2 separate regions of the Homo sapiens genome follow, and region 1 is linked to region 2. Evidence: chromatin loops called from intact Hi-C (ENCODE). Cell type or tissue: heart right ventricle. All regions are shown on one strand. Each heading gives the region's core, and the rest is flanking DNA. Links, peaks and the distances in the headings are about the cores only. Region 1 has its middle 100 kb from the start of MYRIP. Region 2 has its middle 11 kb from the start of EIF1B.

Region 1 (15,358 bases), core at 2,783-10,782, 610 kb after region 2:
GCTAAACACAGGGTGCTGACTGGTGTGTTTACAAACCTTGAGCTAGATACAGAGTGCCGATTGGTGTATTTACAATCCTTGAGCTAGACATAAAGGTTCTCCACATCCTCACCAGAGCAGCTAGATACGGAGTGTCGATTGGTGCACTCACAAACCTTGAGCTAAACACAGGGTGCTGATTGGTGTATTTACAATCCCTGAGCTAGATATAAAGACTCTCCATGTCCCCACCAGACTCAGGAACCCAGCTGGCTTCACCTAGTGGATCCCGCACCGGGGCTGCAGGTGGAGCTGCCTGCCAGTCCTGCGCCCTGCACTCGCATTCCTCAGCCCTTGGGTGGTCGATGGGACTGGGCGCCGTGGAGCAGGGGGTGGCGCTCGTTGGGGAGGCTCGGGCCGCACAGGAGCCCACGGAGGGGGTGGGAGGCTCAGGCATGGCAGGCTGCAGGTCCCGAGCCCTGCCCCGTGGGAAGGCAGCCAAGGCCCAGCAGAAATCGAGCGCAGAGCCGGTGGGCCGGCACTGCTGGGGGACCCAGTATACCCTCCGCAGCCACTGGCCGGGGTGCTAAGTCCCCCATTGCCCGGGGCCAGCAGGGCTGGCTGGCTGCTCCGAGTGCGGGGCCCACCAAGCCCACGCCCACCCAGAACTCCAGCTGGCCCGCAAGTGCCGCACACAGCCCCGGTTCCCTCTCCTGTCTCTCCCTCCACACCTCCCTGCAAGCTGAGGGAGTGGGCTCCGGCCTTGGCCAGCCCAGAAAGGGGCTCCCACAGTGCAGTGGGGGACTGAAGGGCTCCTCAAATGCCACCAAAGTGGGAGCCCAGGCAGGGGAGGTGCCGAGAGCAAGCGAGGGCTCTGAGGACTGCCAGCACGCTGTCACCTCTCATTATCATTACTGCCTACGTATAATATGCGTTCTTTTCCTTTGCTTCTGAAAATGGCCCAATTGTCCCACGGAACTGATGTTTATGGCTTCTTTTGCATAAACATAGAAATTGACCCTCCCATTCTTAAAACTTGAGAAAGTTACATTTGTCTTATCTGAGGTCCTCTCTCAGAAAACCAACCATCAGTTCTTCCAGATAGTATCAAAGTACTGAAACTTACCAGATCACTGCATCTGGACAATGAGACACCAGACCTCTCACCCACTATGATTGCCTAACCAACCACCTGCTTTCTGTTGACCAACTCCTTTTCCTTACCCCTCCCTAATTTCTGTTTTCCCACACATGGTTACATTTCTTCCTTGCTATATAAGCACCTAATTTTAGTCACGTGAGACGGATTTGAGACTGATCTGCCATTCTCCTTGGCTGCAACACTTGAATAAAGCCTTCTTTTCTGGCGATACTCACTGTTCCAGTAATCAGCTTTCTATGTGGCAAGCAAAAGTACCTGGACCAAACCCCTGGCATTTCGGTAACACTTCTTTCAAAACTTTCTGTTTACCTTGGTTTTCATCAAGCTTAATATGATGCTTCTAGGTGTGATTTTCCTTGTGTGTATTCTGCTTGGGTTTGTTGAGCTTCTTGGACTTCTGGATTAATTTTTTAAACCAAATTTAGAAAACTTTTAGTCATTTCTTCAAATATTTTGTGGGCCTAATCTCTCTCCTCTCCTTCTAGGACTCCAAGTACTCCTATATCAAACCATTTGATGTTTTCCCTCAAGTTACTGAAGATATGTTTGCTTTTTCAGTATTTTTTTCTTTCTCTTCTTCCATTTGCATAGTATCTATTTTTCTGTTTTCAAGTTCACTGATTTTTACCCAGTTCCCACTCTATTGTTAAGCTCATCCAGTGAATTTTAAATTTCAAATATTGTAGTTTTCAGTTCTTGTATTTCCATTTTGTTTTCTTAAAAAATATTTTTATCTTTTTTGTTGAGATGTTCCATATGTTTACTCATTGTCTGCCTTTTTCTTTATGTCCCTAAATTTGTTTATATAAACTTTTAAAAGTCTTTGTCAGCTAATTGAAGCATGTATATTTTCCTGGGGTGTGCTTCTATTGACTTTTTCTCCCTCCTGATTAGAGTTCACATTTTCCTGCCTTTTTGCATGTCTTAAAAATTTCTATTGTGTTCTGGACATTGTGGCTGTTAATATCGTTGAGAGTTTACATTATGTTGACTCCCCTTAAAACATGTTGAGTATTGTTTTAACTGACAATTACTTTAGCGGTGACTTTGCTTTATTATATCAAGTCTTGGTTTTAGTCTTTATTTGGATGGTGATAGAGAATCTGCACTTTTAAGTTATGGCCTTTTTGGAATCTCAACTGAATTTTCAGGTGCTCAGTGAGATCATGTCACTCTGGCTGATCAGAACTCTAAGAATCACCCATTCCTGTGTCACCTCCATAATCTATTTATCTCAAAGATGAATCGAATCTCTGTTCATTTTATAGCTCAATAGCTCTTCTCTGTGAGGCCTTGTGGAGTCTCATGCTGCCATGAACAGTTTATTATTTGGCCAAAGACTTAAGAGGGCCCCAGTGCAGATTTCTGGGGTTCCTTCTCTGTACAATTCTCTCTCCTTGCTTCTGTGCTCCAAAAATTCCATTTGCCTCAGTAGCTCTGAATTTCATTTATGCGTGTGTTTCCTTTTTTTTTTTTTTTTCAAGGAAATAACTGCTCTCTCCTTGGGCTCCCTTCCCTACGTTAACATTTTGGAAGTGCCCACAGATGCCTTGGGTACCAGAATGAATGCACAGTTTACTTCATGTGTTTTATGTTTCCTTTCAGGGATCACAGATCCATACTATCTGTGGTTCAGAACATTAAATGTCTCTTTATATATAAAAAGGATAGTAATTTTAATACCCATTATTCTATCATGACCAGAATCAGAAAGTTTTCAAAAGTTAGTTTAAACATCTCTAATGTATATTCTCTATCATATTATTATATCATATATGTAGTTCTTCCATCACTGTGGATTACAGTTGTCCCTTGGTATTCAAAGGATTGGCTCCATGACTCCTTGTGGGTATGAAAATCTTCAGATGCTTGAATTCATTACATAAAATGATGTAGCATTTGCATTTAACCTATGCACATCCTTCTATATACTTTAAATTATCTTTAGGTTACTTATAGTACCCAATACAATATAAATGCTATGTAAATGGTTGTTATAGTGTACTTTTACATTTTTTATTATTTTTAGAGTTGTATTGTTATTTTTATATTTATTTTTTTCAAATATTTTTGATCTGCAGTTGGTTGAACCCGAGGATACAAAGAACCAACTGAATTTCCTCATGTCTTATAATTTTGGGTTGTGAAGTAATCATTAACAGAATTTTACCTATGGGAATTCTATACAGTGTAGGTTGAGGACATATTCTTCCAGGTTATTTTGTCTTCTCTTCTTCCAAGAGCCCCATGAGTATTACTGGAAATTTATACATTGATTTCTTATATTATTTACTTTTTAAAAGTTAACATCAAGCCCAGGTAAAGGAGAGAGCTGTGTTTTTAGTCTTAGTAGAGAGATTTTATTTTTCTACCTCTACCCAACAATATCAAGCATATGAAAAGAAGTATAATATCAGTAGTATTTAAGGAAATGAAAAGTAAAACCACTGTAAATAGCACTAAAATCATCATGGTGACTAAAACTGGAGAGCTTGATTATGACCAATAGCTGTTAGGAATGTGAAACAATGAGAACTCTTATTTCTTCCTTCAGTGTGATTTGTACAATCATGTTGGATAATTGGCTGGCATTATGTGGTAAACCAAAACATTTGCCTATCCAATAGTTCATCAATTCTATGACTAGGGGAATATCTAAGAGAAATAAATGCATACATCTATCAAAAGATAGTAGTTGGATAATTAAAATGTTTTATATTCATACAGTGTGGTACCATGCAAACCCTGAAATGGCCTGAATGAAATAATATAGAGCAATGAGAACAAATAAATCACTGCTGCATGAAACAACAGAGATGAATATAAGAGAAATAATACTGAGCACCCCAAAAAGCCAGACATTTTAAAAATATGTTAAATTATTATATTTTGATAAAATCCAAATGGTCATAAAAGTTGGAAAAGTAGTTATTTCTGGGGTCCTGTGTAGGAGTAGGAATTGACCATATAGGAGTATACTAAGGCCTTCTGTAATGCTGGAGATGTTCTATATCTTGATCTAGGTGGTGGTCACACAGATATACACATGTGTGAAAATTCACTGAGCCCTATGCTTGAGATGTATGCCAAGCCTCAGTAAAAAAAATTTTCTAAGTAGGTATTATGCAACAATCTTTAACAAGTAAAATCTATCTCTAATCTTTAAAAATATGAATTAAACTATTTTAATTTAACTTTGAATGTGAAATCAAAATATTTTAAAATTCCTCCTCACATTGTTAATTAAAGGATGGATCTTCTTATACAATCAAAGCAAAAACCGATTCCTTTAAGCAAATTAGACACAACTACTTTTATGCCTCTCCCAAAGTTTTATATTTAGGGCTTTTGCAGTCTGCAGGAACTAAATTCAATTTCGTACTTGAAAATCTTTCCCCTGCCAGATGCAGATTCTGCTGTTTGCCACTGATAATTTAAAGGTGCTAAATTCAGACACTTTCAAACTATGTTTCTCTAGAGATCACCCTTCTTTCTATACATGAAGCAATTAAAAATAAGCTCCTATTCTGTTGCTGCTAGCCCTTAGATATCAAAGTGGAAAAGTTGGAAATTAGATATTTTATAGGGTCAGGGAAAGAGTGGCTTTCGCCAGGAATTGCGCTAAGTTTAATTTATGTTAGATGAAAGATTCATTTTTGAAGCTTCTTGGGATCTGTGATATTTGATGATATTTTACTTTTTATTGCACTCTATCTGGGATGATTCCAAAAATTTCTTAGTACAGTTTTAAACAGTATCCATTCTTGAAAGTTTTTACCTGCTTTTATTGAATCAGAAAAAGTCAAAGTTCTTTTCCTTATCAACCATTTCTAAATTAACTCCATATTTAAAAGCTGGAATTAATTTGAAAGTAAAAAAGGACAGCATCCACAGTGTACACCTATTGCTTTGTCTTCACAGCATGGCCATTCTTTTGGAAACATGCCCCTGTTTCTGAGAACTGTTCCTCCCCCTCTGCCATGCAGTTCCCATCCAATATCCTCTCATGACTCCACCCTCTAGTCATATTTGCTTGTCCCAGAAGTAGCATCTAATTCAAGTGGGTCCTCTAACCTATTTATCTATCCATCTATTTATTTATTTACAGTTATTTTTGCATTGTGGCTGAGAAATAAATCCACTTCTTCCCAGTGGTTGGATTAATGAGAAATACTGCTCAAGAATTGTTGGTGACCATATTTCACACCAAAGCCAATACAAAGATGAGCATATATCTTATATCCTGTATAGTCTTTTCTTATTAAGCCCAAAGGACTTCCTGACCATTTGCCACATGCTAACACATTCTTGATCTGGTAAAATATGGGATGGTAAACTGTCAAAAGGAAAGGAAGGTAAAGAAATACCTAGGTTGCTCAACTTCCTTGAGATTATTTTATATTACCACAAAGGAAGACAGTGAATGAATGAATGAATGAATGTGATATTCTTGCACATAACTTTTTGCTGCTAATTTGAAATATTTCTTTAGAGAGTAGAAAAAGCCTTAAGTGAAGAAAGAGAAGCTGCAATTTGATGTTATCATTATCCATCATCTTGGACATAAGAGGGATGTAGGTTACTTTGGGGAAGAAGCACTGACAGGTTTGTACCAATGGCGCTTCATGGTGGATAAACTTTTTATTTTTCCCTCCTAATATTGGAGTGGAGGGTGACCCCCATATATGATTGCCCTTTGAAACAACTAAAGGATGGATACATCACCAGCCCAGAACCAATAAACAATGAAGGGTAACATTAAAGTTTTACCCAATGGTATCTTGCGTAGAAAGGTGTTGAATTTGGTCTAAAACCTCTTCTGATGGATATCTCTAACTTTCTAAACCTTGTCCTTATGACCTTCTTAAAGAAATCTGTTAGTTAATCTTGTTAACCCAGTTAAGATAAAAGGATTCTCTACTAATCTTTAGTCAACAATTCCCCTAAAGTATAAATATCCTGGTGTCATTTGCAGAAAGTCTGAGTAAATTCAGAATTCTCATAGGTAGGAAATATGAGAATGTGATTGGGAGCCTGGAAGTCATGCATGATTGGGCGCTTGTTGCTGAATCTCTGACATCTGGCTCAGTGCCTGGTGTGTAGGTGCTTAATAAATATTTGTTGAATGTATGAATCAATGGGTTTCATTTTGAAACATGGACCAGTAGTCTAGCCATTAAGTCGTTTTTCCATTTTTTATCCTTTGTGTTTGGTGATCTGTACAAAATTTTTAAAGGTAGGGTTGTTTGAACATTTTTTCCGAAATTTTTCTGAAAAGAAAAAGGTCCACTTTGCCCGTTAAGCAGAAAAGATCTGAGTGGCATTCTTTAGGAGGGCCTTATGTGTATTACAATTCTTGCACCCCCTAATGGCCATATATGGGATCACACTTCAGAATAAGAAAGAAACCAAGTTGGAAATAGGACCATATTTTCAAAAAATATTGTAATCTGGACCCTGAACCCGGGCAAGTACAGTAAAAAAGATGCTCTTTTTCAGAACTTGTGTGTTTTTTGATGACCACCAAGAAGGGACAGATTATCTATATGACTGAATAAGCTCCCTGTGAACTTAAGGATGAGGTCAACAATGCTCACAACACAAATTAACAGAAGCAATCTTTTATAGCCTATCTTTGCAAATCAGAAAGTCTAGAAGACCCCATTTAATAGATTTTGGAAGAGCCAATTTAAAGTTTGGTTCCTAGCATTTGGAGAAGTGGCACTGTCAGCCTCAGCAATCTTTCTAGCGCACCAGGAAAAAATGCAACTTGTTTGGATAGAGCAAGAGTATGGTGGAAATTAGTTGACATTTTCCCATTTCAGATTTTGCCTCCCCCCCTGGCCCCATTCTCCCTGGGTTTTTGTTTAGAAGTAAAACTTTTAAAAGTCATATCTTTTCTGCAATCCACCTCAGGCTGTCTTGATAGTTATTATGGAAGTGAGTAAGGGGTCTACAGAGAAAGGTCAATTAGTAGACAAACTTCTGAAAAGGCTGAACCAAAAATACAGCAGGCTGAATCCAAATGTATATATCTACCCCTCACAAACCTCATAAAGGTGAGAGTTAAAAAATAGGAAGACCACCAACTTATAAAAAGAAGAATAGGAGATTAGTCAAAACTGGAGATTAGGCCGGCGTGGTGGCTCACGCCTGTAATCCCAGCACTTTGGGAGGCCGAGGTGGGTGGATCACTTGAGCTCAGGAGTTTGAGATCAGCCTGGCCAATATGGTGAAACCCCGTCTCTACTAAAAATACAAAAATTAGCTGGGTATGGTGGCCTGCGCCTGTAATCCCAGCTGCTCAGGAGACTGAGGCAGGAGAATCGCTTGAACCTGGGAGGCGGAGGTTGCAGTGAGCTGAGATCCCGTCACTCTACTCCAGCCTGGGCGATAGAGCGAGACTCCGATTCAAAAACAAAAAAACAGGCCGGGCACGGTGGCTCCTGCCTGTAATTCCAGCACTCTGGGAGGCCAAGATGAGTGGATCACTTGAGGCCAGGAGTTCAAGACCAGCCTGGCCAACATGGTGAAACACCATCTCCACTAAAAATACAAAAATTAGCCGAGCGTGGTGGTGGGCATCTGTAATCCCAGCTACTCGAAGGCTGAGGTGGGAGGATCTCTTGAATCTGGGAAGCAGAGGTTGCAGTGAGCCAAGATTGCGCCACCACACTCCAGCCTGAGTGACAGCGAGACTCCATCTCAAAAAAGAAAACAAAACAAAACAACAACAACAACAAAAATCTGGAGATTTTACAAATTTCCATAAATTTCAAAAGGCCAAAAGTGAAACGGTTACCTGATAACTGACTTAGCTAACCAGGTAAAGCATAAACCTGGTGCTGGAGATGGTAAAGGCAACAAGAAACATGTGTGAACTGTGACCCCAGAACCCAAAGAAGACACATGAATTAGAAACACGAATTACTTCTAAAGAAGTGAAGGTCTCTGTTGGGTGAATGTGAAAAAAAAAGATACAGTGATAGTTTAATAGCTGGTAGAATCTATCCATCAGCTCCCCTACTGCAGGGAAATCAGTGGTGTCCTGGCAAGAGAAAAGGAGAATTACTTTCTGGAAAGCCTTGCATAGCTGAGGTGAGATGTTGTGCAGAGAAAATTGGCCTCCATTCTGGATGATGAAACTTTGTGGGCCTCATTCACTATCTGATACTGAAATACTGATGGTCAGACATACGCATCTCAGAAAGGAGAGTGGAAGACTACTCTCTGGGGATACTGACCTTTAAATCTGTCTAAGCACATTACTTGTATTCAAATAAAATTAAACTAAAAGAAAGAGGGAGAGAGAGTTGATACATGACTCATCAGGAAGTTCAGCTCTAGTTACAATTTATAGCAAGCTACCTAGATAGTCTATGTTACTGTGGCTAAAAAGGTTGTGAGATGGGTGTGGGAGGATAGTCAGCTTTTTTGTGGGGGCTCCAGAGGTCCTCAGTAAGAACAGTCCTCTGACTATGCTTATATAAGAAGTTTAACTTCCTCTGGGTTAATTCTTTGGGAGGCAAGAATAAGGAATTTATGATAGCCCCAATTTTGTAGAAAAGGGGAACAACTCTTTTCATGGGAAATCCAAGAAGGAGGGATTGGGTATGTTCAAGGAAAATTCTCCAAACACATATCTATCTTTAGAGCACTCAAGGGTAGGGGTCCTGAATGTCCTGTTTTATTAACTTTGTAGTAACATGAAATACATGGCTTCTTATGTCTCTCCCAGAAATTTATGTCCCACTCTCTTAGCAGCTTTCAATAGAGGGAAGGTATAGCAGACCTTGTTAATGCCCCCCCAAATTCTCTTTACCATCTGGGACAGCCATTCCCTGTTTCTGAAAGATTGCACACATATGAGGTTCACACATGTGAGCTCTCCAGATTGCCCTTGGTTGACAAAAGCTGCCTTGCCAAGCCAGCGGCCTATCCAGTTAAATCCCCACCCACCGAGGGATGGGGTCTGAATGGGCTATGTGTCATTCTCCTTGAGAACACTTAGCCTTTATCCTGGAACTTTCTATCAAGGCTCCTTAAATGTCAAATTACTCAAAAAGATGCTTTAAGAAACCACTCCTGGCCAGGCGAGGTGGCTTACACCTGTAATCTCAGCATTTTGGGAGGCCGAGGCAGGTGGATCACCTGAGGTCAGGAGTTCGAGACCAGCCCGACCAACATAGTGAAACCCCGTTTCTACTAAAAATACAAAATTAGCCGGGCGTGGCGGTACATGCCTATAATCCCAGTTACTCAGGAGGCTGAGGCAGAAGAATCGCTTGAACCTGGGAGGCAGAGGTTGCAGTGAGCCCAGATCACACCATTGCACTCCAGCCTGGGCCATAAGAGCGAAACTCCATCTCAAAAAAAAAAAAAAAAGAAAGAAAGAAAGAAACCACTCCTGAGGCAGGTGACATCAGCAAGATGGCAAAATAGGAGACTCTGGACTCTCAGACAAAATAGACTTTAAGTCAAAACCTGTCTCCAAAGACAAAGTTCATTATATATTCATAAAAGGGCCATTTCAACAGAAAGATTGTAAATATATATGCACTCAACATCAGGGCACCTAAATATATAAAGCAAATATTGGCAGAGCTAAATTAGGGAGAAACTGACAGCCACAAAATAACAGTAGGAGACTTTGTTACTCCATTTGAAATAATGGATAGAACATCCAGACAGGAAATCACCAAAGAAACAGTATATTTGAACAACGCAATAGACCAAGTCAATTTTACAGACACATACAGAACTTTCCTCTCAACAGCAAGAGAATGCACATTCTCAAGTGCACACAGAACATTCTCCAGGATAGATCACATGTGAGTTCACAAAACCAGTACTAATACATTTAATAAGACCACAGTCAAACCAAGTATTTTTTCTGACCGCAGTGAAATAAAACTAAAAATCAATAGCAGTAAGAAAATGGGAAAATTCACAAATATGTGGAAACTAAACTGAACAACACACTCATAAACAACCATTTAGTAAACAGGAAGTCAAAAAAGGAGTTTAAAAATATCTCCAGGCAAACAAAAATAAAGACACAGTATACCAAAACTTATGGTAAAGCAAAGACAGCACTTAGAGGAAGGTTGATCACAATAAACACCTACATTTAAAAAGAGAAAGACCTCAAATAAACAAACTAAATTTATACCTCAAGGAATTAGAAAAAGAAGAATAAGCCCACAGCTAACAGAAGGAAGGAAATAACGATTAGAGCAGAAATAAATTGAAATACAGACTAGAAAAACAATAGAAAAAATAAACACAACTAAGTTTTAAACACAGATAAACAAAATCAACAAACTCTTAGCTAGCCTAAGAAAAGAGAGAAAACTAAAATAAATAAGTCAGAAATGCAAGAGGACACATTACAATGGATGCTTCAGAAATTAAAAGAATCATAAGGAACTATTATTAACAGTCATATGCCAACAAATTGTATAACCTAAAAAAAAAATTTCTAGAAACATACAACGTATCAAGACTGAATCAAGAAGAAATAGAAAGCCTGAACTGACCAATAACAAATAAGATTGACTCAGTAATCAAAATGCTCCAAACAAAAACCAAAAAACAGCAGCCCATGACCAGATAGTTTCACAGGTGAATTCTACAAAACACTTAAAAAAATTAATTCTAATCCCTCTTAAACTCTTCCAAAAAATAAAAAGGATAGAATACTTCAAACTCATTTTATGAGGCCACATTGCCCTTATAACAAAGCTAGACAAAGATACCATAAGAGAACAAAACTACAGGCTAATATCCCTAATGAAGACAAATGCAAAAGCCCTCAACAAAATAATAGCAAACCAAATTTAACAGCACATTAAAAGAGTTATTCACGGCTGGGCACGATGGCTCACGCCTGTAATCCCAGCACTTTGGGAGGCTGAAGCGGGCGGATCACGAGGTCAGGAGATCAAGACCATCCTGGCTAACACGGTGAAACCCCGTCTCTACAAAAAAAAAAAAAATTAGCCAGGTGTTGTGGCGGGCGCCTGTAGTCCCAGCTACTCGGGAGGCTGAGGCAGGAGAATGGTGTGAACCCGGGAGGCGGAGATTGCAGTGAGCTGAGATCACACCACTGCACTCCAGCCTGGGCGATAGAGCAAGACTCCGTCTCAAAACAAACTAACAAAAACAAAAGGGTTATTCACCATGACCAAGTGGGTTTTAGCTTTGAGATTCAAAGCTGATTTAATATACACACATCAATAAATATGACAAACCACATTAACAGAATAAAAGAGAACACCACACGATTATCTTAATAGATGCAGAAAAAGCATTTGACAAAATTTAACATCTAGTCATGATAAAAACTCTCAGTACAGGGAACGAAGAAACTTACCTCATCACAATAAAGACCATATGTGAGAAGTTCACAGCTAACATCAGAATCAGGAAACTTGAGCCTATTCCACTAAAATATGGTACAGGGCAAGGATGCCCACTCTCACTACTTCTATCAAACAAATTCTAGCCAGAGCAATTAGACAAGAAAAAGAACTAAAGGGCATTCAAATCAGAGAGGAAAAAGTAAAGTTATCTCTGTTTGCAGATGACATGATCACATATATAGAAAACCCTAAAGATTCAACAACAACACCAAAAATTATTAGAACTAATGAACAAATTTAGTAAGGTGCAGGACACAAAATTAATATACAAAAATCAGTGGTATTTCTATATGCTAACAAGAACTATTCAAAAGAAAATTAAGAAAAAAATCCCATTTATAATAGCAACAAAATTAATAAAATACTTAATGGTAAACTTAACCAACAAAGTGAAAGGCTTGTACACAGAAAATTGCAAATCATTGATGAAGGACATTAAAGAAATAAATGGAAAGACATCTCGGGTTTGTAGATAGGAAGGATTAAAATTGCTATAATATTTATGCTAACCAAAGTAATCTACAGATTTAATGTTTTTCCATCAATGGCATTCCCTACAGAAAATGAAAAAAATCCTAAAATTTATATTAATACACAAACTAAAACCTTTGAATAACCAAAGCAAACTTGAACAAGACAAAGTTGGGTGATATTATGACCTAATGTGTCTATAAATATTTGTATACATATTTCAATGAAGATTTGGGATATTTCTGCTTACTATATATTTAGGAGTAGCATTTGTGGGTCATAGGACAATTTCAGTAATTTTTAATTCTAGAATTTATATTTGAATCTTGTTTATGCATTCCAGTTTTTTGTGAAATTCTCTTTTCTTCAACATATTATTTACACAATTTTAAAGTGCTACTAACTGGCTCATTTGTGAAGCTGCCTTTTAAAATGTTTTAATTTTTATTTTTGTTTTTATTTTTATTTTTTGTTGGAACATAGTAGGTGTTTATATGTATCAGGTACATGAGATATTTTGATATAGGCATATGATGCATAATAATCACATCAGGGTAATGAGGTATCCATCAACTCAAGCATGTACCCTGTCTTTGTGTTATAAATAATCAAATTATAATCTTTTCGTTATTTTTAAATGCACAATAAATTATTATTGACTGTATTCACCCGGTTGTGCTATCAAATGCTAGATTTTGTTCATTTTATCTCATTATAATTTCATACTCATTAACCATTCCCACTATCCTCCACCCCCAACTATGGATCTCAGCCTCTGGTAACCATAATTCTACTCTCTACCTCCATGAGTTCAATTGTTTTAGTTTTTAGCTCCCACAAATAAGTGAGAACATCTAAAGTTTTTCTATGCCTGGCCTATTTCACGTAACATAATGACCTCCAGTTTGATCCATGTTGTTGCAAATGACAGGATCTCATTCTTTTTATGGCTGTATAGTGCTCCACTGTGTGTATGTACCCTATTTTCTTTTCTTTTCTTTTTTTTTTTTTTGAGATGGAGTCTTGCACTGTCGTCCAGGCTGCAGTGCAGTGAAGCTATCTCGGCTCACTGCAGGCTCCGCCTCCCAGGTTCACACCATTCTCCTGCCTCAGCCTCCCAAGTAGCTGGGACTACAGGCTCCCGCCACTACGCCTGGCTAATTTTTTGTATTTTTAGTAGAGATGGGGTTTCACCATGTTAGCCAGGATGGTCTCGATCTCCTGACCTCATGATCTGCCCACCTTGGCCTCCCAAAGTGCTGGGATTACAGGTGTGAGCCACTGCGCCCGGCCTTGAATTAGGCCTTCTTAATTCATTCTCCATGTCCCAACCCTTCTTACTTATCTACTCATCTGCTGATGGACACTTCAGCTGCTTCCAAATATTGGCCATTGTGAACAGTGCTGCAATAAACATGAGAATGCAGATATCTCTTCAATATACTGATTTCCTTTCTTTGAGGTATATACCTAGCAGTAGGATTGCTAGATCATATGGAAGTTCTATTTTTAATTTTTTGAGGAACCTCCAAACTGTTCTCCATGTTGTTGTACTAATTTACATTCTCACCAACTGTGTACGAGGGCCCCCTTTTCTCCACATCCTCCCCATTGCCTGTCTTTTGGATAAGAGCCATTTTTAAAACTGGAGTGAGATAATATCTCATTGTAGTTTTTATTTGCATTTTTCTGATGATAATGATGTTGAACACCCTTTCATATACCTGTTTGCCATTTGTATGTATTCAGATATTTTGTCCTTTTAAAAATCAGATTACTAGATTTTTTTTTTTTTTCCTATTGAGTTGTTTAAGCACCTTATATATTCTGGTTATTAATTGCTTGTCAGATGGATAGTTTGCAAATATTTTCTTCCATTCTATGCATTGTCTCTTCACTTTGTTGATTGTTTCTGTTGCTGTGCAGAAGCTTTTTAACTTTATGTGATCTCATTTGTCTATTTTTGCTTTGGTTCGCTTTGCTTGTGGGATATTACTCAAGAAATCTTTGCCTAGTCCATTGTCCTAGAGAGTTTCCCCAATATTTTCTTGTAGTAGTTTCATAGTTTGAGGCCTTAGATTTAAGTCTTTAATCCACTTTGATTTTATTTTTGTATATGGTGAGACAGGGGGTCTAATTTCACTCTTGAATACAAACGTCCAGTTTTCTCAGCACCATTTATTAAAGAGACTGCCTTCCTTCAATGTATGTTCTTGTCACCTTTGGCAAAAATGAGTTCGCTGTAGGTGTGTGGATTTGTTTCTGGGTTCTGTATTCTGTTCCATTGGTCTATGTGTCTGTTTTTATGCCAGTGCTATGCTTTTTTTGGTTACAATAGTTTTGTAGTATAATCTGAAGTCAGGTGTAATGTGATTCCTCCAGTTTTGTTCTTTTTGCTTAGCTTTGGCTGTTCTGGATCCTTTATGGTTCTGTATAAATTTTAGGATTGTTTTTTCTATTACTATGTAGAATGTCACTGGTATTTTGATAGGGATTGAATTGAACCTGCAGATTGCTTTGAGTAGTATGGACATTTTAACAATATTGATTCTTTCAATTCATGAACATAAAAGATCTTTCCTTTTTTGTGTGTCCTCTTTGATTTTCTTCATCAAGATTTTAGAGTTTTTATTGTAGAGATCTTTCACTTCTTTGGGTTAGTTAATTGCTAATTATTAAATTATATTTCTAGCTAATGTAAATTGAATTATTTTCTGGATTTTTTTCAGAGTGTTCACTCTTGGCATATAGAAATGCTACTGATTTTTGTATGTTGATTTTGTAACCTTTACTGACTCTGTTTATAAGTTCTGATAGATTTTTGGGAGAGTCTTCAGATTTTTTCAAATATAAAGTCATATCATCTGCAAACAAGGATAATTTGATTTATTTCTTTTCCAACTTGGATGCCCTTTACTTCTGTCTCTTGTCTGTTTCCTTTAACTAGGACTTCCACTATCCTATTGCATAACAGTGGTAAAAGTGGGCATCCTTGTTCTCCAGATTTTATAGGGTTGAGGTATGTTTCTTCTATACCCATGTTTTTGAGGATTTTTATCATAAAGGTATGTTGAATTTTATTAGATGCTTTTTCAGCATGAATTGAAATGATCATATGTTTTTGTCCTTCATTCCATTGATATGATGTATGACATAGATTGATTTGCACATGTTGAACCATCCTTGCATCCCAGGGATAAACCCTACTTGGTCATAATGAATGATCTTTTGAATTCAGTTTGCTAGTATTTTGTTGAGGATTTTTGCATCAATGTTTATCAGGGATATTGGCCTGTTGTTTTCTTTTTTTGATGTGTCTTTG
Region 2 (15,358 bases), core at 7,112-15,111:
CCTGGGAGCTTGTTAAAAATGCAGAGCCTTGGGCCACTCCAGGCCTCCTGAGTTGGAATCTGCATTTTAATAAACTTGCCTGGTGACTCTCATTCATATTAAAGAATAAGAAGCCCTCAGGAGGCTGCAGAGGGATTGGAGATCAGGTCACTTGAGAGAGAGAAGGGGAATGAGTGTGTGTGTGGGGGGGGGGCGGGTGTGTGTGTGTGTGTGTGTATACTTGTGAACACAGGCCAGGCATATGTGTAGTTTGGAAAGGTCTAACAGCTCAGAGGCACCATGTCTTCCCTCAGATAACATCACTTCCACATCCTGTTTGTTGGAAAATTGTTCCCAACTAAAGGCTAAGATTTTTAACTCTTGAAATTGAGTTATGTGCGGACTGCTCATTTGTGATCCAAAACGTCAGCTGAGAGACTGCACCAAGAGAAACCTCTCCAGGGAATGGCTGAGTAGCTTTCGCAAACATAGGGACACAGGAAAGCAAGTGCTTCTTCCTTCTGGGAGGTTTCTAGACTTCTGGAATGAGAGGTCCCCTGAGGGTGCATTGCCAGACATTTCTCTGCATCTTTAAAACCAGAGTTTTTATTTGTTATGTTTTTTTCTTGAGTGCCTAGAGGATCTAAGAGTTTAGCCAGTATCATATAACCTCTCAACTCTTCTGATGTTGGACCTTTTCTCTGAAACAAACTCAAAGACAAGCAAGCAAATTAGATGACTACAGCATACAAAACATAAAGGCTGGACCTAAATGGGTCAATAGCACCATCTCTTGGCCATGTGTGAGTACTGCATCTACCAGTTTTCAACTAGTGAAAGTACAAAACACACCTGTGGATTTGCGGTTAACTAAAGCAGAGTAAAAATATCCCTGCCACACTGTGAGGCATAGAAACACCCAAGATAATGAGAAAGTGGAAAGTTAATGCTGTCTTCAAGGAAATCAGTTAACACCTAATTATATCCACATGTAATATTTGAATTAGTTTTGCCACAAGTAGTGAAAACGAACAAGGTTGAGGAGGATGCCAACAGCACTGCGTATTTCTGAAGGCTTTGAGCAGGGCGATAGACCACAGAGCTCCCCAAGGAGTGGAGGACACCTTATTAAACAGGCATTAGAAAATGGTTGTATGTAGGCCGGACGCGGTGGCTCACGCCTGTAATCCCAGCACTTTGGGAGGCCGAGGCGGGCGGATCATGAGGTCAGGAGATCGAGACCGTCCTGGCTAACACGGTGAAACCCTGTCTCTACTAAAAATACAAAAAATTAGCCGGGCGTGGTGGCGGGCGCCTGTAGTCCCAGCTACTCGGGAAGCAGAGGCAGGAAAATGGCGTGAACCCGGCAGGCGGAGCTTGCAGTGAGCTGAGATCGCTCCACTGCACTCCAGCCTGAGCGACAGAGCGGGACTCCGTCTAAAAAAAAAGAAAGAAAGAAAGAAAAGAAAATGTTTGCACGTGAATGTTAACAAAAATACTAAATATCAAAATCTGCAGGCTGCGCAAGGGAAATTTACATCCTTACGTGCTTACATTCGAAAAGAAGTTAAAAGTTAATGGGCTAAGCAACTAAATTGAGAAGTTACAAAAAGAATATGCAAAGAAAGTAGGAGGAAGAAAACTCATAAGGGAAGAAACTAATAAAACAGAAAATAAGCATGTAATAGGAAGAATCACTAAAGCTAGAGGTTGGTTTTTTGAAAAGATGAAAGAATAAAAACTGATAAGCCTCTGGCAACACTGATCAAGAAAAAAAAAAAGAGAAAAGTTGCCAAAAAAAAAAAAATGGAGCTATAACTACAAAGGGTTAGTCCCAGGGTTCCACAGCTCTGCTTGTAAAAAGACGATTGAAATTCCACATTAGATCTCACCCTTTCACATTTTCATATCCTTTCCTCTTTGATTTCCATAAAGATAGCATGACCAATGTTTTCTCCCTTGATATGTAATAATGAAAAGCTAACATTTGTTAAATGCATATTATGTGCAAAGCACTATGCAATAAAATCCCCACAATGAGTCCCTGAGGCTATCATCATCATCTCCACTTTATAGGTATGGAAACAGAGGCTTGGGAGATATATCTCCACTTTATATATATGGAAATGGAGGTATCTCTCAGTTTGTTAGAAATCAACAAACTGAGGCTTTTTGATTTCTAATATGGCACAGCTAGAAATCAACAGCACCAGGATTTTGACTGGGCAGTCAGGGCTTAGAGCGTCTCCTGGTCACAGGAGCTGACAGCAGAGCCAGGACAGAATCTAGGCCTTTTAGCAAAAAGTCCTCATGACACCAACACTGCCTGTGTCAAAAAGGCAATTCTGAATGATGTTTTATTTTTTTCTCTCCCTCTCTAAATTGAACAAGGATGTGTGTTGCAACTCTGGAATCCATGGAGGCAATTTCGGTCCTCGGACACAGGTACTAACATGGCCCTGACCACCTGGGGAAAATATCCAAGGACCTTAAGGCCAAGTGGCCTCTAACTCAGGTCTCTCTCTGGCATGCTTTGGAAATGTCTCTCTAAATAGGCTTTTATCCACTGTTACTGGGCTAACCTACTTTTAGGGGCTTCAGGTTAAAACCTGAGGCCAACTGTGGTGCTGCAAATACTATTTTAATTGGAATGAGCTGCTTAATCAAAAGTTCTTGGTTCAGTGTGTGGTTCCTTCAAGTGCCATGATTCCTGTGTCACATTAAATCCAGGGTCAGAAAACTGTGGATCTCAGACTAAATTCTGTCCTACCTATTGTTTTCATGTGGTCCAAAAAGTATAGTTAACTATAGTTAAGAAAGGAATTATCCCCCATTTAAAAATGGTTAGTGAAAAAAAATCAAAAGGTGAATAGTATTTTGTGACATCTGAAAATTATATAAAATTGCAATTTTAGTGTCTATAAATAAAGTTTTATTGGAACACAGCCACATTCATTCATTTATATACTCTATGGCAGTTTCTTGCTTCAATGGCAGAGTTGAGTATTTGCAGCAGAGATCATACAACCTGTGAGCCTAAAATATTTACTATTAATATTTACAGAAAAAGTTTGTGTTAAAGTATCATTACAGAACTTTATTTTATTTTATTTTTTCCTATTCAACTTTTATTTTGGATTCAGGGGGTACAAGTGCAGGTTTGTGACCTGGGTATACTGTGTGATGCTGAAGTTTGGGGTACAAATAATTCTGTCACTCAGGTGCTGAGCACAGTACCCAACAGTTAGTTTTTTGACCCTTGCCCTTCTCCCTTCCTCCCTACTCTAGTAGTCCCCAGTGTCTATTGCTGCCATCGTTATGCCATGAGTACCTGATGTTTAGCTCCCACTTATAAGTGAGAACATGTGGTATTTGGTTTTCTGTTCCTGCTTTAATTTTCTTAGGATAATGGCCTCCAGCTGCATCCATGTTGTTGCAAAGGACATGATTTCATTCTTTTATATGGCTCCATAGTATTCCATGGTGTATATATGCCACATTTTCTTTATCCAATCCACTGTTGATGGGCACCTAGGTTGATTCCATGACTTTGCTATTGTGAATAGTGCTGCAGTGAACATGTGAGTGTATGTGTCTTTTCGGTAGAATGATTTGCTTGCTTTTGAATGAACATACAGTAATGGGATTGCTGAGTCAAATGGTAGTTCTGTTTTAAATCTCCAAACTGCTTTCCACAGTAGTTAAACTAATTTACATTCCCACCAACAGTATTATAAGTGTTCCCGTTTCTCCACAGCCTCACCAACATCTGCTGTTTTTTGACTTTTTAATAATGGCCATTGTGACTGCGGTGGGATGGTATCTCATTGTGGTTTTGATTTGCATTTCTCTTATGATTAGTGACGTTGAGCATTTTGTCATGTTTGTTGGCCACTTGTATGTCTTCTTTTGAAAAGTGTCTTCTCATGTCTTTTGCCCATTTTTTAATGCAGTTCTTTGTTGTTGTTGTTTTTTGCGTGTTTAATTATTTAAGTTTCTTATAGATTCTGGATATTAGACCTTTGCTGGGTGCATAGTTTGCAAATATTTTCTTCCATTCTGTAGGTTGTCTTGTCTGTTTACTCTGCTAACAGTTTCCTCTGCTGTGCAGAAGCTCTTTACCTCTCATTTGTCAATTTTTTTTGTTGTTGCAATTGCTTTTGAGGACTTTGTCATAAATTCTTTCCTAAGGCCCATGTCCAGCGTGGTATTTCCTAGGCTTTCTTCTAGGATTCTTATACTAATTTAGATTTAATAGAAACCCATAGCAAGAAAAACAAGAAAAAGAAAACATTTTCAAAATAAATGTTGTTTACGTTTACATATTTTTAAATTCTCTCTCTTTTCCTAGCAGAGGAAAACCCAATCATTGTGAGACTGCAAACACCCGGGGAGCTTACTTGGGTTTTATCGTGGAGCTGCTCTGCCCTCAGGCATTTGGGGAGAAGGACTCTGGCTCAGGCTGGGATTTTAGGAGCCAGGTTGAGTGACATAGTTGGGCTAGGTAGTTTATAGCGTTGGTATAAAGATGAGATTGGGATACCATGAGCTGGGAAGATGGCTAGGGCATTCAGTCACTCCTGATTCAAGACCTCCCGACAAGGTTCCTGAGAAAAACCTATGTACAGGACACAGCCTCAGATGAGAGGCAAAATGATACTTTGTAACTAGCTGAACTGGAAGAGACATGGACAAGCCAAAACAATCTTGGAAAAGAACAGTTAGAGGACTCACATTCCCAATTTCAAACTCACTACAAAGTTGCAGTAATTAAGACAGTGTGGTTTTGGCATAAAGATACATAAACAGATCAATGAAATAGAATTGCAAGTCCAGAAATAAACTCTCATCTACGGCCAATTGATTTTCAATAAGGGTGCCAGGATGATCCAATGGGCGAAAGACTAGTGTTTTTAACAAATGGTGCTGGAATAACTGGTTATCTACATGTACAAGCATGAATTTGGATTCCTACCTTATACCAATACACAAAAGTTAATTGAGACTGGACCAAAGACTTAAATGTAAGACCTAAAACTACATTCCTAGAAGAAAACACGTGAATGAGGAATGACTGCTAATGGGTACAACGTTTCTTTGGGGGGTGATGAAAATATTCCACAACTGATTGTAATGATGTTGTACAACTTTAGGAATATACTAAAACCACACTGGACTGTACACTTTAAATAGCTGAATTTTTTGCTAGGTGAATTATATCTCAATAAAGCTGTTTAAAAAGACCTTGTGGCAGTGGCCTAGATGGATCTGGGTTGATCAGCCTGATACTTTTCTGTGAGGCGTGGTGGCTTGGACAGTGGAAGAAAAAGCCATCTGGACCATCTGCACAGTGCTGGATGCCATTGACCAGATGTGGATGCCTGTAATGAGGACTTGGAACGAGTGCCACTATGGGGTTCTAATTGGCCTTAATAAAGCAGAAGCTGCTGCCAAGCATGAGGAGGCCTTGGTAAAGATCTGGAAGTGCTCCTATGATGTCTCATCACCTCTGATGGAGCCCAACCATCCCGTCTAAGGCAACACCAGTGAGAATGATCAGCTACCCTCCTGTGAAAGTCTGAAGGACACTACTGCCATAGCTCTGCCCTTTTAGAAAGAAGAGATAGTCTCCTAGATCAAGGAGGGGAAATGGGTGCTGATTGCAGCTGATGGCAACAGTTTTCGGGGCATTGTTGAGCATCTGGAGGGTGTCTCTGAAGAGGCTTCATGCAGCTGGACCTGCCAGCTGGTATTCCCATTGTCTATAGATTGGACAAGAACTTGAAGCCCACCAAGCCCATGTAGTTCCCGGGGGGGGATGAAGAGACTGTGCATAAAGCCATGGAAGCTATGGCTATTGGGAGCAAGGTCAAGAAATAAAGGCCAGCAGATAGATTACTGTCCCAAGGAATGCCCTCTCTGCCCATCCCTTCCTCTGCACTTCTGCATATGTCACACTGACCATAGTCATTTTTTTTTTTTTTTTTTTGAGACGGGGTCTCGCTTTGTCAGCCAGGCTGGAGTGCAGTGTCACAATCTCAGCTGACTGCAACCTCCACCTCTGAGGTTCAAGTGATCCTCCCGCTTCAGTTTCCCGAGTAGCTGGGACAGTAGGAATATGCCACCATGCCTAGCTAATTTTTGTATTTTTAGTAGAGATGAAGTTTCACCATGTTGGCCAGACTGGTCTCAAACTCCTGACCTCATGTGATCCACCCATCTCAGCCTCCCAAAGTGCTGAGATTACAGCTGTGAGCCACCGTGCCCAGCCGTAGTCATCTTAAGTTGTAGCTGCAGATGGGGGACCAGTGGCTTCCATTTTCCTTTCAGCCATTGTATCTCCTACACCCACTCCCTTCATACAGCTGGATTGGAATAGCGTCTCTGGGGCATGGGTTCTCAGTCCACACTGAGGGAAGGCTTCTCTTAGCCAAGAGAGTTCAGTGGTAGTAACTCTAGGTTTTGCCAGGGCTATGTTTACTAGGGACCAGCTTGAGAAGGGGAGAGGGAGGAACCATGCTAAGGCATGACCAATGAAGAAGCAAGAAGCAATGAAGCAAGAGTGCCTATTTGACCCCAGGAGCCAGTCCTGTGCCCTTCTGTGGTTAGGTCACTGACTTGGGCGGTGGGGTTAGTCATTTCAGTGGAAGATAAATGTAACCTACATAGTAATGTTAAAAAAAATCAACTATTTCCTCCCTGACACCACAGAAGCTGGCTTTAGAAGGTTGGGATCAATCTTCAATTAAGTTTATGTGTTGCATTCACACATATTTATATATATAATATCTATATATAAAATATAGATATAATATATATAATTTTTATCTATATAAAATACAGATATTATATATAATTGCAACACATATGTGTACATATATGTTTGTAAAAGTAAATGCAACACAAACTTAACACATAATTCAACACAGAAACTTAAATTTTGTCTATATATGTATGTGTGTGCATATATTTGTGTGTATGTGTATGTATATACACACTATATATATACATATATATTATATACATACACACACACACACACACACACACATACACATACACACAACCACTTTGGGGTTTCTAGTGGCAGTTGAAATAGTTAGTCCCATGTATGGTCATCAGAAAGTAAGCCAATCCTCACACCAACATGGGATACGCCTTTTGACTTCTAAGGGTAGAAGTGCATTCTGCTGTATATTTTAGAATCCCTCCCCTGCCTTGTTTTGTGGCAGTGAAATGCCCCTTGAGCATGTCCAAATGTGTCTTTCACTGTGCCTGATTTCTTAATCGTGTTCTACTTGCTTTGCCCTGTCACATGGTCCCAGCATTCTTTTTCAGAATAACTGTACTACATTTTTTTCTAGTTTAGTATAACAAAGGAGTGATATGCAATAAAAAAGTCAAGATGATAAATTTTATGTTATGTATATTTTACCATATTATTTTTTCAGAGACAGGGTCTCACTCTGTCACCCAGGCTGGAGTGTAGTGGTGTGATAATAGCTTACTGCAGTTTCAAACCCCTGGGCTCAAGTAATCCTCCTGCCTCAGCTTCCCCATAGCTGGGACTACAGGTGTGTGTCACTATGCTTGGCTAATTTTTAAATTTTTTTATAGAGACGAGGTCTTGCTTTGTTGCCCAGGCTGGCCTAGAACTCCTGGCTATAAGCCATCTTCTTGCCTCTGCCTTACAAAGTACTGGGATTACAGGTGTGAGCCACTGCACCCAGCTTATTTGACCAATTAACCTTATTTTTTGTCCCAGTCACAACATATCTTTCTGGGTTTCTTTGATAACCTATATAGTTTTGCCTTTCACAATTAGGTCTTTAATCCATTGTAATCCATTAGTGTTTGTGGTATGGAGTAGGGACCCAGCTTTTTCTTTATTGAGCCAAATTTCCTAACACCTTCAACTAAATAATCCATCCTTTTCCCCATGGATACTTCTTGCATATGTAGAATGATGTGATAAGAAGATAACTAAGTCTCAGCCAGCATCTGGGCAAGCTAGGCCACTAGGAAAATATCAGCAAAGGGCAAAGGGGCCTAGAACCCAAGTCTTTCCAAGGCCCTGGTAGAATATGTCCCTTCCAGGCATTCATTTTTCCAGCTTCCTTTCTCCTGGAACTGAATTCCCTTCTTCTTCCCCTACTCCAGGGGAGAAGCATGAAATAAAGAGTAAGGAAAGGGCTTACCAGAAATAATTATGTTCAAGCAATCCTATTACAAATATCTATTCTCTTCCCACCTCAGATACACAGGCTCCAAATATCTTCAAAATGGAAAATGACCCACAGATACGTTACGTATAATAGATAAGTCTGGAATTTCCCAAAGGGTGAGTGGTGGTCACAGGGAGGGAGATTTACTCATTTGTTCAACAAATATTTATTGAGCACCTATTGTATTTCATACCCCGATCTAAACTGGATTGGGAGGTACAAAGGTATCTTAAGTTGGGTTCCTCCAGAAGGCTATGATAAGGATGTAAGTGCTGGTAGTTTATTTGGGAGGTGATCTCAGAAAGCATAGGTGGAGGTATGGGAAAATGAGACAGAGAAGGGAAGGGAAGGGAGCCAATAAATGATACTTTATTGACAGGTTACTGTTATTGGCAACTGAGGTCCAATCTTGCTGGGAAATCCTGGGAGTCAGTATAGACCATGCTTCCATGCTTTTCTTACCTGAGGGTAAGTGAGCTGGGATAATTATATAGCTATTTCCACCTGCCATTGATTGAAGGTTGCTAGTGTGAGGGGTGCAGGGGGCAGGTGTTAACTCCTTGGTATTTCCATCCTGCCCCAGTCTCAAGTATTTCCATCCCTTGCATGCTCCTGGGGCCAGGGAATGCCCTCAAACAATGCTTGCAGTTGGACACAGATGCTTGCAGTTGGAGCATCCAGGGCACATGTGTGGGAAAGGTGAGTGCCAAGGGATATGGGTGAGGCACAGACAGCATCGCCTACAAGTATCTCTTGTATACCTTACATGTTAGTGGTAGGGAGATGCAAGGTAAACTAGCAAAACAATGAGCAAGATGTTGTTAAATAAAGATAAGTATTATAAAGAAAACAAAATACAGGGTGCTGAGATGGGTGGTGCTGAGGGAGATGGGTGGTGAGGGGCTTATTTAGATTGGGTGATCAGAGATGGCTTTCTTCAGATGAGGTTTGAACTGAAATTGAGGGACAAGAAGGGAGATGGGGAGCAGGATAGAGTATTCTGGACCAACTGAACATGTAGTGTAAATGCTTTAAGGTTGAAGACCAGTGGGTCTGGTCGTGTAGTGGAGAGTCAGAGGCTAGATGGCAAGAACAAGGGATAGGCAGGGAACAGGTGATGTGGCATCCTGTAAGCCACTGTAATATGTTTGGAGTTAATGTTAAGTGCAATGAGAAGCCTTCGGAAGATTTCATGCAGAGAACTGACATAATCTCACGTGAATTTTGGAGAATCCTCAGGCTTCTGTGTTGTGAATGGATGCAAGACGACCAGCCGGAGAGCTACTGTAGTAATCCGGGTGCAAAACAATGGTGCTTGTCAGGTGTACTAGTCAGAAGTTGGGGGTAGGGGAAAGGATGGATATGATACATTTTGCAAGTAGAAACACTAAGACCCCATTAGATAGGACGGGGTAAAGGCAGTAAAGGAAGGGAAAATTCAAAGATAAAGTTTTAAGTTTGAGCAATTCTATGGATGGCAGTGCCATTTACTTAGATGAGGCCGACTGGGGAAAGAGTTTGGGGGTAAAGAAGCAGGCTCTTTCTTTGTTTGCTGAAGGGAATGTCAGATCAATGGTTTTCTTTTCTTCTACTTGAAAGACGGGCAGTACTAGATGTTTCCATCTGATGAAAATGATCCAGTAGAGAGGAAGAAATTGATGATTCAGAAGAAAGGAGATAATTACAGTGGTATTTTATGGAGAAGAGGAGATGGTACCCAGGACACAAATGGAGGGGTTTGTTTTGATGGGTGGAGCAAGTGTACTTCATGCCTTGTATGGGAAAGAAGACAGAGTATGCAACATTGCCTCCAAAGGGTAGATTTGGAGGTGGAAAAATGAAGACGGTCAAATATCTCAATGACGGATAAGACCAAGCCTTCACCTTGCTTAGTGGAGGATGGAGGGGGGACTGGTAAAGGGAAAGGAAGAAAGAAAAGCCATCTTCCCTACCCCACCCCCCCACCCCCCAGCTATCTCCAGGTGTTATGTGCTGTTGTGGAGCAGATAGTTAGGTTGAACAAGGATTGGATTGGGGTTTTGTCAAATGAATTAAAAAAAAAAAAAAGGAGAAAGGATCAAGGGGAGATGATATTTGCAAGGGGTGTGATTGTGATGGTAAGCCAGGGAATCTATGCCGGGTCATGATGTCTGTGAAAAGAATTATATGAGCTGATGCATGTAGAATTCTCAGAGCAGGACCTACAATATAAGTGTTGAAAAGGAATTAGCTATTTTTATTATTAATGTAAGAGAAGTGAGAAAATGAGGGGCAATGCTTGATAAAAATGTAAAAAGGCCCAAAGGATCTGTTGTTAAAGAGATAGTTTCCTAAGTTATACCTCTTAACACCTCTTGTGGGGATCTCTAACCAGAGGCCCATCTGGTGATGCTGCTGTTGATTCCTGTGGGACCAAATCCCTAGAGCACCATTTCCAGGTTACTACTGAGCTCTCATTAGCCCTCCCCTACCTGTGCAGGTGAGATCTGCCAGATGCTCTGCAAGTGAGTACGTTCCTAATGATTAGTTTTCCAAATGAGTCCTGTTCTGGGTTCTTCAGGTCTACTGGAATGGCATTAAGGAGTTTTAAGGAATCCTGTCGCTGCTTTTCCCAGACTAAAGCCTTTAGGCAACCTCATAAGTGAAAGGCACATTAACTTCTGTATTGGCCTAAGACAGTGGTTTAGATTGAGAGCACTGAATATTTAGGGTGTGTGTATGCAAATTCCAGACTGTGTTTCTCAACAAGCGACAATTTAGGAGTCTTGATTGTTTTCTAGCTTAATCATTCATTCCCTGGAGGCTGTAAACAGAAGTCTCTGTTTACATTTAAATTAAATTCCTTCTAACAGCACCGTGGTAGATAGTAGCTGAGGTGCTTTATATATCCCCAGGGCAAGACCATGAAAACATTGTTGTCTCTCCCAGGTAAAGAAAAATGGCAATTGATTTATATGAATTGTAATAATAAATGTTTGGCTAGATTAATTTCTGGATCACATTTGAGTGATGACAAAATCAAACCTGTCAGCTGGTGCTTTAATGATGACTGCAACTTAAACCTTTATAATGCATGTAAACTGCTAGGAGCCTTCCAGTTGTTTAAGTGGCCACAAGGGGGTGATAAAGGACTGCATACTTACAGAAATCCGTCCCCCTTCAATTTCTTCTGTAATAGCATCATTCACTGGGTACCCTATATTTCGTTTCGACATACTTCATCTACCAAGTGGGCTGTTACTGGTTCCCATTCAGTGTGTCTGGCCACTCATTTACTATTCTTCCTGATGCTAGTATTGGGCTAAGCTTTTCTGCGTTTTTTAACAAGTCAATGGCAGTGATGCACTAAGAGTGGATGTTTATGGGGGTGGGCCTTTTCTTTTTCTTTTTTCTTTTTTTTTTTAACTTTAATTTTGAGACACAGTCTTGCTCTGTCGCCCAGGCTGGGTACAGTGATGTGATCTCGGCTCACTACAACCTCCGCCTCCCTGGTTTAACTGATTCGCTTGCCCCAGCTTCCTGAGTGTGCCACCACACCTGGCTAATTTTTGTATTTTTAATAGAGATGGTGTTTCACCATGGTGGCCAGGCTGGTCTGGAACTCCTGACCTCAGATGATCCACCTGCTTCAGCTTCCCAAAATGCTGGGATTACAGGTGTGAGCCACCGCGCCCAGGTTGGCCTTTTCTTACTTCAAGGAATTATACCTTCTACCAAATCCTTGTCTGGTGATGTCTTCCCCACAAAATTTAGGCTGACATGGATAACCTAGAAAAGAGGATTTAAAATACTCACAATACAAGGAAATGATAAATGTCTGAAGTGATGGATATGCTAATCGCCCTGATTTGATTTTATATTGTGTACATGTATCGCAATATCACTTTGTATCCCACAAACATGTATATTACATGTCAACTAAAATTAAAAGGGAAAAATAAATTTAAAAATAAAAACGCCAGGTGCGGTGACTCACGCTTGTAATCCCAGTACTTTGGGAGGCAGAGGTGGGCGGATCACCTGAGGCTGGGATTCGAGACCAGCCTGACCAACATGGAGAAACCCCGTTTCTACTAAAAATACAAAATTAGCCGGGCGTGGTGGTGCATGCCTGTAATCCCAGCTACACGGGAGGCTGAGGCAGGAGAATCACTTGAACCCAGGAGGTGGAGGTTGTGGTGGGCTGAGATCATGCCATTGCACTCCAGCCTGGGCAACAAGAGTGAAACTCCATCTCAAAAATAAACAAATGAATAAATAAATAAACATTTTTAAAAAGTTCTCTCTCTACTTTCCAGACAGTATGTTGTTCCTTGCCAGTGGACTCGGGATGTGGGGTCTGGGGTCTGGCACCCTGGTAAGAATGGGTAAAGGACACATGGAGACAAACTCTGGGGTTAAAGCTAGCCTCCTTCTGGACCATTCTATAGACCTCAGGCCTTCAAAACCCTCTAGACTAGAACAGGGAGCTGCAGTTGAAGCCTGAGCATGAGGCCTGAGATCAATTAGATTCCCTGTGGGGGCTTTAAGCTTCTTTTGTGCCTTGAACGAATGGTGCCTATCTATATGTCATTGCTTTTTGCATGAAAAATGTCTGTAGGCTGTTCACTAGTTTGAGATGAAGGCACCTAGATCCAGCATCATGCAGCATCAGGGCCCTCACCCTCAGTTCACAGGTGCAGAGCTATCTATATACCAGAGCAGATCTACTGCTACCCGTGGTGGGTTCAAAATCAGACTGATGACTTACCAGGTAAGCCACCTGACCCATGATGGTATCCTCACAAGCCGATGCTGAGTTTAAATTGCCATTTCAGTTTTTTTTTTTTTTTTTTTTTTTTGAGACGGAGTTTCACTCTTGTTGCCCAGGCTGGAGTGCAATGGCACGATCTCGGCTCACCACAACCTCTGCCTCCTGGGTTCAAGTGATTCTCCTGCCTCAGCCTCCCGAGTAGTTGGGATTACAGGCATGCACCACAACACCTGGCTAATTTTGTATTTTTAGTAGAGATGGGGTTTCTCCATGTTGGTCAGGCTGGTCTCGAATCCTGACCTCAGGTGATTCGCTTGCCTTGGCCTCCCAAAGTGCTGGGATTACAGGCATGAGCCACCGCACCCAGCCTTAAATTGCCATTTTAAGTTCTCCCGTGTAGCTCAGAGAATCCCTAAAGTCATCTAACACAATAATGCTGGGTAAGGAACATTGGAGGAGTCTGGCATTCTCTCCTCTCATCAGTATTAATTCCACTCTGAATGGTTTTCCAGGAAGGAAGAAATATAGCCTAATCCTCTGATTTATGGGTTTTTTTTCCATGCTTCCATTATCCAGATAAAAAGGAGTTAAGTGCCTACATGACTATGTGAAGAGTGTTCAATGCTGAGGCCTCTTTATATAATTTTGCTCCTGCTTAATTCTAGCTGATTCCCTTGGCCCTTTGATCCCAGACAAGCACAATGTCACCTGGCTACCTCTTGCTTGTCAAGTGATCACAGTCCACAATTGAGGACTCTCTTGGATTTAGTACAGCAGGATCATGCCTTTGTTTCTCTCCCAAATGGACCTTTGGCTTGGTAAGGGGAGTCCTCAGAAACCCAGTGCAGCTGGTGTGTGGAGGTGGTCGAATGAGGTTGCCTTTTTCCAAGCTGTCATTACCCATTCCATTAGGTGGAGCCAGGCTGGTGGCATACACGTGACACACAGAAGCCTGCATTACAGCTCCATATTTCTCAAGTTATTTTGGCTAACTGCCATCATGACTGAAACTAGAACTGTCCCTTCCATATGATCAGAGCCACCCCGTTTCTGGAATGGTTAAGAGAACAGTTCCTGTTACTCGAGTTCCTAAGCAGGTTGATCAGACTGCTTCCATGGGGTTTCCTCGGCCTCAGGAGAGCCAGGACTGAAAGGTGGAGGACATTGCTGCTGGCAGCACTTTACTCCAGGCTATGATTCAACCAAAGGTCTTAACTTCCTAATGGCGTCTCCAAGTTTAAAAGTCTAGGGATAAACCTATTTGTCTTCTACTTGGTATTACGCATTGTGCACCCTGAAGTATAAACCACTAAAGAAACTGCAGATCAAGACCTTCCAACATGGAAGACACAGAGAGATATCCAGTTTGGCTACTGCCAGTTTGCTGCATCTCTAAGACATGTTATCTTTCCTCCACAGTTATACAATGCCTCCTCGTCTCTTTCTTGCTCTAAAGATTGGGACTGCCCCACAAGTTCAAAGTCCAATCAGGTGCTGGAACTCATAGGCTGAAGGGAAGAGAATCAGGAAAGGTGCTCTTCATGAAATCCAGAGGGAAGTTTTCCTTAAGCCTTTTAATCCCACCCACTTTGGACTCACACAGGAAGTGATTACTACAGAGCTTGTCTATGGGTCCCAGGATGAGGGGTGCTTTCTTTCCCATCTAATGTAAATTATTTTCTTGGCACTAGCTCAGCTCTCAGCAGATGTTATCTATTTAGGCAGCACTTGAATGTGGCTGTTAATATAAATTTCTGCTTTACCATTTCCACAGCACCCCTCAACAGGGTGCTACTATACAATATTACAGATGAAAAAGTAGGAGGTTCTTAGTAACTTGGAAAATTCTCCCAAACTTCTTGATCTTCTTCATCAAACTGTATTGATGTTTTCCAGAAATGTGCTTATCAAATTTGGGTCTATATTCTGCTGTATACTTCTTGTCTGTCTTACTGTATTGGAGGAAGGATGAGGTGAGAAAATAACAAACCTATTATTACTTAGTGTCTTTAAGAGGCAAACTTTGTGGGGGCTGATTTTGTTTTCCCAAAAACAGTATCACCAAAATATAGGCAAGGGCTCATTAGGGCTCACTGGCCCCAAAATAAGACTTTTTTTTTTTCCATACCATCCTCATGCAACTGTAGTAAGCTAAAAAGTTTGCCCATGCAGATGCATCTTTGCATCGGCTAAATGGTTTTAGTGGCGTGGCCCGTGCAACCAAGTAAATACTACTTAATAGAAAGGAGCCTGGAACTCAAGAAGATGAGCTGCAGAAATCTCTTAATTAAGAACTGCAAATTATATGTATTTTTAAGAGACAGAGTCTTGCTCTATTGCCCAGGCTGGAGAGCAGTGGTGCCACTTTGGCTCACTGCAACCCCCACCTTCCAGTTTCAAG

The links. Hi-C counts contacts between places; a loop is a spot of excess contacts. Peaks named below come from ENCODE experiments on the same cell type or tissue, not always from the same donor. Only the 100,000 strongest peaks of a DNase experiment are listed, where the experiment ranks them.
Region 1: it touches region 2 in a loop (8-fold over the local background); 18 of 110 quality-filtered maps call a loop at or near these places.

Annotation. Positions count from the first base shown.
Region 1 is chr3:39,698,660-39,714,017 of GRCh38, reverse strand. No RefSeq gene overlaps it. Among named protein-coding and RNA genes, the nearest start is that of MYRIP, 100 kb to the left of the region's middle. In heart right ventricle, for the core only: CTCF peaks have their summits at 6,310 and 6,510 (motif pointing left); no DNase peak of the experiment used is centred there.
Region 2 is chr3:40,313,216-40,328,573 of GRCh38, reverse strand. It overlaps the pseudogene PGAM1P3. Among named protein-coding and RNA genes, the nearest start is that of EIF1B, 11 kb to the right of the region's middle. In heart right ventricle, for the core only: a CTCF peak has its summit at 11,314 (motif pointing right); no DNase peak of the experiment used is centred there; H3K27ac peaks cover 1,632 bases.